2 separate regions of the Homo sapiens genome follow, and region 1 is linked to region 2. Evidence: read pairs that join two places in POLR2A ChIA-PET (ENCODE). Cell type or tissue: GM12878. All regions are shown on one strand.

Region 1 (4,000 bases), 260 kb after region 2:
AAAAAAGAAAAAAAAAAAGAAAAAATTGACACATGCCTAATAATTATCAATACAGTTATAGACTCAGTTTAATAAATAAAGGAATAATGTCTCTCAACTAGGACAACCTAATGATAAAAATGAATGGCTGAGGAGATATACAATACTTGTTTGTTTTTCACTAATTAGAGCTAGATTTTGATTATTTATTTAGAGACAGAGTCTCTCTCTGTCACCCAGGCTGGAGTGCAGTGGTGTGATCATAACTCAGTGTAACCTCGAATTCCTAGGGTCAAGCAATCCTTTTTCCTCAGCCCTCTCAAGTAGCTGGAACTACAGGTGTGTGCCACCATGCCTAGCTAGTTTTTAAATTTTTTGTAGAGACAGGGTCTCGCTATGTTGCCCAGGCTGGTGTCAAACTCTGGGTCTCAAGCAATGGTCCTGCCTTGGCCTCCCAAAGCACTGGGATTATAGGTGTGAGTCACCATGCCCAGCTTCAAGTTGTTTTTTGTTTTTGTTTAAGTTAGTTTTTTAAAAAGTATGTTTTTCTTGAGTGCCAGCTGTTTGGAAATAGTAAGTTTATTTTGACTATGGTATATCATCGTTTGAATATATAGCTGATGTTTGTTATTCAAAGTAGATGTGCCAAAAAGTTCTTGAGAGCGCTGAATTAGTGAACACTGAGCTAGCTATTGCTCCTAGGGGAAATACAGTATTAGGTTTCTTTGAGCCTCTGGTAACATTTTTGTTATCCCATTAACATATACCCTTGTTTCATGTGTGTTTCTTTTTAAAGGCACTGCATTTAGTATATCATTTTAGTATATTCATTTATATTCAATAGCACTAGAACACATGTCTGAACAAAGCTATCTAACTTGCTTTTTCTCTGTAAGACACATCACAGCCTCCTTGTGTTTACTAGCCAGCACTTGAGCAGTATGCTTGGGGGCCATTTTAAATAATGAAATCACTAACAAAAATATGAAAACCGTGCCACTAAATAGAACTGTGAAAAGGACACTTGTTTATAGTATGAGAGCTGAAACTAGATAGCAGAGTATCATCTTGTTCAACCTCAATGGGGAATGTGCACATCAGTGGACTCAAATTTTTGTTGCTCTACACGTGCATGTCCATGAATAACCATATTTTGATTTGGGGAGTAACAAATATGTTTTAGCGATTAGGTAAATTCACAAATATGGAATCATGAATAATGAGATTAGACTACATTTATTTATTTCATCCCCTATTGATGGACTTAACGGGTTTTTCCTCTTAGAAACAAGGCTATAGTAAATATGCATATGTAATAGCATACATGTTTGGGGAGTTTCTTCAGAGTTTGTTGTAAGAAGTGGAGTTACTGGTATGTGCATTTAAAATTTTATTAGCTATTTGTATTAGTCCGTTTTCATACTGCTAATAAAGACATACCTGAGACTGGGCAATTTATAAAAGAAAGAGGTTTAATTGGACTTATGGTTCCACGTGGCTGGGGAAGCCTCACAATCATGGCAGAAGGCAAGGAGGAGCAAGTCCTGTCTTACATGATGGCAGCAGGCAAAGAGAGAATGAGGAAGACGCAAAAGCAGAAATCCCTGATAAAACCATCAGACCTTGTGCAACTTATTCACTCCATGAGAACAGTATGGGGGAAACCACCCTCATGATTCAATTCTCTCTCACCAGGTCCCTCCCACAACACGTGGAAATTATGGGAGTACAATTCAAGATGAGATTTGGGTGGGGACACAGAGCCAGACCATGTCACTATGTTACTATTGCCAAATTATTCTCCATAGTGGTTACATCAGTGTATACTCTCACAGCGTTATATGAAAGTTTCCATTTACCCAGATTTTTGCCAGCTCATAGTATATGTATGACTTTACATGTTTGCTATTCTGATAGTTATAAAATGGTATATATCATCATAATTTTGAGTTTTCTCTGATTTCAGTGTCTTCAATCTGAATCTGTTAGAGACCAGTATTAGTGGTTTCTAAAAGGCCTTTTGTTTTTGAACTGAAAACTTTGTTTAACCTTTTATTGTGATATTTGTCAGTAGTGATATGATCTCTATTATATATCCAACTTATTTTTCAGTTTGCTAATCCAGACTTTACACAACCTATCTCAGAAGTTGTAGATGAAGTAATTCAGAATTGTCCTATTGATGTCAGACGTCCTCTCTACAAGGTATTTATAGCAAAATTGTTATTCAAGGTCTTACTTTAAAAAAACTTAAACACCTCTCATAAAAAGGATATAATAGCATTTCAGTACTATATATTATATCTTTAAACTTTTCTCTTTTTAAATATTATATTTATTTTCTCTCCACTAGAATATTGTCCTCTCTGGAGGTTCAACCATGTTCAGGGACTTTGGACGTCGCTTGCAAAGAGATTTGAAAAGAACTGTAGATGCCCGGCTGAAATTAAGTGAGGAATTGAGTGGTGGTAGATTGAAGGTTGGTTTTCCCAATTATTGGTGAGAAGGTTGAGGGTGCCTTCCTTGATTAGGATGAGAAATATTTGCCAGCATTCACTCTGATTTAGAAAAATAAGAGGAACCTGTCAGGTATTCTAATGGAAATGGTTAATGTTATAGATTTATGTCTGTGATATTCTGGATCATTTGATTCTTCTAGGATATTGTCTGTATTTCTGGAAAATAATTCTTAGTAATACCTGTGGAAAGACTTTTTTTTTAAATACCTCTCTCATAGATAATTAATATAGTAGATTTCTTTGCATACACCAACAATCAAATTAATTATGGATCCACAAAATGTTTTATACTATAGAAGGACAGCAAAGCTGAGTTGAGATTGATGCCATTGTTGAGTAGTCAAGCCTGCTCTCAAAAACTGACTTTAGCTCCCACATAGCAACCTCAAAGTGTGCAGTCAAATCGGTGGTTTAATAAAGTAACCTTTGTATTACATGTCCTGGACCTTTAGGCTTGAGGTTAAAAAAAATCAAAATTAATTTAAAATTCTTAGATGTCTACTTTCTATATTTAGAGATAGATTCTTCATTTTTTTCATCCTTGTTAAATATTGAAGCAGAACGTTGATTTAGAGGAATGATATGGCTTTTTTCAAAGCTGTTTGAAAAAAGGTATTTCATGTGAATAAAATACCTTCTGCTTGGAAGATTACCAAGAATGAGGACTTTATCTGAGACTTCCATAATCATTCAGAATTACTTAAAAGTAAAGCACAGCACTCTAGGGTTTGCTGATTGTTGAGAAATTGCATGATGGCTGACTGTTGTCAGTGCCTATATTTTGATTATCTTGAGTAAACCTATCCCTAGGAATGCAGTAAAAAGTATATGTTTTGGGTGGAAGGCAAAATATTGAACTCTGTCCCTATAATGTCATGACTTCACACTTCAGGAAGTCTACTCAATAGACTTTTAAAATGTTGTGTTTGCTTTTGCATCCCCTTCCCAACCAACCAAACCACCAGCCCACCCCCATTCATCCATTCATTTGCCCATCCGTCTACTCCCCTTACCCACATATCTATCTACCCTACCTCCTACCTAAAAAAGAAGTCATTGGGTTTTGCAAGTATAAATTCTCTGTACTGAGAATCCTACTAACCACATTGATTATGTGAATGAACATAGTGCATGTTCTGGTTTTTTTGTTAGAATACTTAAAAGATTGAAGTTGATTGTCCTAATGGTATGGTTATGGATGTATTAAAGTAGCTGTTTAGTTTTTAATAACTCATTACAGATATATAAGTACAAAACAATGCTGTATGTTTCTGAGTATAGTATTTTAAAAAAGTGAGATTGTTTAACATTTTTAAGCTCTTTTTACACTTGTAAATAAGAAATAAATTTACCCAGTGATCAGTACCGTATCGACATATTGAAAGAAACAGATTGGGTGTCCCTTTTTTGAATTGCTTCATACCAGAAGTGTTGCAGGTTTTGAGTTTTTCTGGATTTTGGAGTATTTGCATTATATACTGGTTCAACATCCTTAATCCAAA
Region 2 (4,000 bases):
CTTAGCTCCCACTGGTAAGCGAGAACATGCAATATTTGGCTTTCTATTCCTGAGTTATTTCACTTAGAATTATGGCCGCCGGCTCCATCAAAGTTGCTGCAGAAAACATTATTTTATTCTTGCTTATGGCTGAGTCGTATTTATGGTATATATATACCTTATTTTCCTTATCCACTTATTGGTTGATGAGCACTTAGGTTAGTTCCTTATCTTTGCAGTTGTGAATTGTGCTGCAATGAATATATGCATGCAGGTGTCTTTTTTATAATGATTTTTTTTCCTTTGGGTAGATACTCAGAAATGGGATTGTTGGATCGAATGGTAGCTCTACTTTTAATTTTTAAAGAAATCTCCATACTGTTTTCTATAGAGGTTGTACTAATTTACATTCCCACCAGCAGATATACACAAAAATTAATTTAAATGGACCATAAGCTTCCATGTAAGAACTAAAACTATAAAACTTCTTTAAAAGATAGAAGAAAAATCTTTGTGGCCTTGAATTAGGTAAAAAAAAGATTTTTAGATTTGACATCAAAAATATGATTCATAAAAGAAAATATTGATAAATTATACTTCAACAAAATTTAAAACTTTTCTTCTTCAAAAGACAGCATTAAGAAAGTAAACAGATAAACTATACACTTGGAGAAAATATTTGCAAATGGTTTATTTGATCAAGGATTTATATACAGATAATGCAAAGAATTTGAACAGCTCAATAGTTAGAAGCTAATTAAAAATGTGTAAAGGATTTTAGTAGACATATCACCTAAGAAGATATATAAATGGCTAACACATGAAAAATGTTCCAAATAATTAATCATTAGGGAAATGCAACTAAAACCAGAATAACGTACATTCAGTTCATACCCACTAAAATGCCTATAATTAAGAGATTGACAATACCAAGTATTGACAAGTATGTGTTGGTAAGATTTTAAAATGACATAGTCATTTGGAAAATAGTTTGAAAGTGTGTTAAAAAGTTAAACCTGTACTTAACAAACGATCCATCAATTTCACTCCTAAGTATCTATGAAGAGAATTGAAGGTTTATGTCTACCTAAAAGCGTACATGGGGGTGTTTGAAGCCACATTATTCATAATAAGTAAAAACTGAAAATAATTCAAATATCCATTAACTGGTGCATAGATAAAGTAAACTATCCATTAACTGGTGCATAGTAGATCTGTACAATGGAATCCCTAGCAGCAGCGAACCAAGGCTTCAAAGTTCCCTAGTGGTTTCTTTGCCCTCACTGCTGCATGCCACAAAAAGACCATGCTATGAAAAGACCAACATCTCCAAGCATAGCTGTAGATGACTTTGCTTTCACTTCTGGTTACAACTGAACTTACTCATTCTTTGTCTTCTAAAGAAGCCATTCATTTCTTGAGAACTTTTCTGGTGTTTGGTTCCAGAATCTGTCTTTTAGATGACAATTTTTTTTCTTCAGAGTTAGACACAGACTCCATGGCATTTTACTATATTTATAGCGTATTTTTATTATAGTTATGAAATCAGTTTTTTTCTTTTTAATGGAGTTCTTTTTCAAGTTTGATTTTTTCTTTTTTCTTTTCTTTTTTTTTTGTGTGTGTGTTTGTTTGTTGAGACAGGGTTTCACTCTGTCACCTAGGCTGGAGTGCAGTGGCATGACCTCAGCTCACTGCAACCTCCACCTCCTGGGTTCAAGCCATTCTCCTACCTTAGCCTCCAGAGTAGCTGGGACTAGAGGTAGGCACCACTACGCCTGGCTAATTTTTGTATTTTTTTGTAGAGACAGGGTTTCACCATGTTGGTCAGGCTGGTCTTGAACCCCTGACCTCAAGTGATCCACCCACCTTGGCCTTCCAAAATGCTGGGATTACAGGCGTGAGCTACTATGCCCAGCCCCGAATTTGATTTTATTATACCAATATTATCTTCTCCCCCTCCCACAGTTCCCCAAACACTTCTCTACACACTCTGGTCTGGCACAGTTTCAAATTTGTGGAGTTGATATCTGGGGCTCCTACTGGAAGGAGGATAAAAACAGAAGGAATTTGGCACGGGGCTCCTCCATCTTCCACGCATGCGGCATTTGTTCTGAGAATGTCAGCTCCCTCACAGTGCATGTCAGAATGGCATGCCAGCATGGGCCTCTGGTCTAGCACACAGAAAGGGTGAAGAGTACACATGGTGACCATTGTCACTTTGCAGATTTCCTGCCTCCCACTCACATGTCTGAGACCAGTTTTGCTACTGTTGCACCGCTAACCACAGAAGCCAGAAAGGGAAACGACTTTCTTTCTTTTCTTCTTTTTTTTTTTTTTTTTTTGAGATGGAGTCTCACTTTGTCGCCAGGCTGGAGTGCAGTGGCACGATCTCGGCTCACCGCAACCTCCAACTCCCTGGTTCAAGCTATTCTCCTGCCTCAGCCTCCCAAGTAGCTGGGATTACAGGCATGCACCACCACACCCAGCTAATTTGTGTATTTTTAGTAGAGACAGGATTTCACCACGTTGGCCAGGCTGGTCTTGATCTCCTGACTGTGTGATCCACCCGCCTTGGCCTGTCAAAGTGATGAGATTACAGGCGTGAGCCACTGAGCCCAGCCAGGGAAAATAAGTTTTCAATAGAGAATTTTCTATTAAGGAAGAGAGTGTTCTTTCAGCAAAGACAGGCTTTAGCCACACCTGTTTTTATAAGGATTTGAGGGGAGGGAAATATGCCAAGAGACAACTTCAGAAGTTTATAAAGACAAGAGCGACCTCTCCAAAACAGCTAGGAGAGTGGGTCTTTAGTGGTGAGGTCTTCATCTCTGTCTGATCTCTCTAGGCTGAAGGAAAGATGTGAATTTGCTGTGAAGGGATATTCTCCTCAAGGACACTTACCATCTGTTTCCTGGGGATAGGAAGGTAAGTCATCAGTGTCAAGAACCTTACTGGTAAAACAATAAAACAATGTATTCATTCGGATTTGTGCTCTTTAAGTGAGAGGGGTTCTAGAACAGCCTTTCTGTCTGGACCCCTTGATGGTAAACCATCCCGTGTGAGGTCTGCTCTTTACTGTGTGGACGAGGCCAGGGCTGTTATTTGACATCCGTGGCCACAGCCCACAGTCTAACGTCGGCCAGCTCCGGTGTGATTGTACTTAGTACATCAGTAGTCATGAGAAAACTGGCTAAGAAAACACAGAGCTTCAACTGGAACAAAATATTATACGTGCAACACCCATGACCGTGTGGCTGTTTTATCCCCATTGCTCCTTTCTTTTCTGCAGAAGGTTCTTTTTAAATTTTAACGTATATTTGTCCAATTGTTTGGTAATGCATTTCCATGTTTTCAGAAATAGTGAATCAAATCTGGACTGGAACAACACTCCCTCACTTACCTCCTGCACCCAGCGCCTGCCTCGCTGTGGGAATGCCCCATCCTTGGTGTCTTAAAATTTGCAGAGCTTCTTTACTTGTACATAAGACATGTGCATATACAGAGCAAAAATTCTGCATGACCTCACTTACGTGTGGACTCTAAAAATGTCACACTCACAGAAGTGGAGAGTAGAATGATGGTTACCAGAGGCTGGAGGGAGGGGCGGGCAGGGAAAGGGGAGAGGTTGGTCAATGGGTACAAAGTTATCATCAGTTAGAAGGATTAAGTTCTGGTGCTCTATTGCACCGCGTGATGACTATAGTTAATACTAATGTATTGTGTATTTGAAAAGACCTGAAGGAGAGGATTTTCAATGTTCTCACCACAAAGAAATGGTAACTATCGGAGGTGATGGATATGCTAATTAGCCTGGTTGTATCATTCCCCAGTGCATATGTGTATCAAAGCATCACACTGTATCCCATAAATACATGCAATTATTTTTTAATTAAATTTTTTTTAAAACTTAGGCCAGGCTTGGTGGCTCATGCCTATAATCCCAGCACTTTGGGAGGCTGAGGAGGGGGGATCATTTGAGGTCAGGAGTTTGAAACCAGCCTGACCAACACAGGGAAACCCCCTC

What was found. ChIA-PET counts read pairs that join two places held together with the same protein. Peaks named below come from ENCODE experiments on the same cell type or tissue, not always from the same donor. Only the 100,000 strongest peaks of a DNase experiment are listed, where the experiment ranks them.
Region 1: POLR2A ChIA-PET joins it to region 2 with 5 read pairs; 2 of 35 experiments call an interaction of 5 or more read pairs at or near these places.

What each region holds. Positions count from the first base shown.
Region 1 is chr2:113,949,388-113,953,387 of GRCh38, forward strand. It overlaps ACTR3 (actin related protein 3), which reads left to right. Exons shown (of 12, transcript NM_005721.5): 9 at 2,092-2,184; 10 at 2,333-2,458. Among named protein-coding and RNA genes, the nearest start is that of LINC01191, 28 kb to the right of the region's middle. In GM12878, no CTCF peak of the experiment used is centred here; no DNase peak of the experiment used is centred here.
Region 2 is chr2:113,691,556-113,695,555 of GRCh38, forward strand. All of the region lies in intron 1 of LINC02936 (long intergenic non-protein coding RNA 2936), which reads right to left. Among named protein-coding and RNA genes, the nearest start is that of LINC02936, 11 kb to the right of the region's middle. RefSeq lists enhancers at 1,886-1,975, 2,416-2,545, 3,806-3,855. In GM12878, no CTCF peak of the experiment used is centred here; DNase peaks (open chromatin) are centred at 1,316 and 2,206; H3K4me3 peaks cover 702 bases; H3K27ac peaks cover 2,301 bases.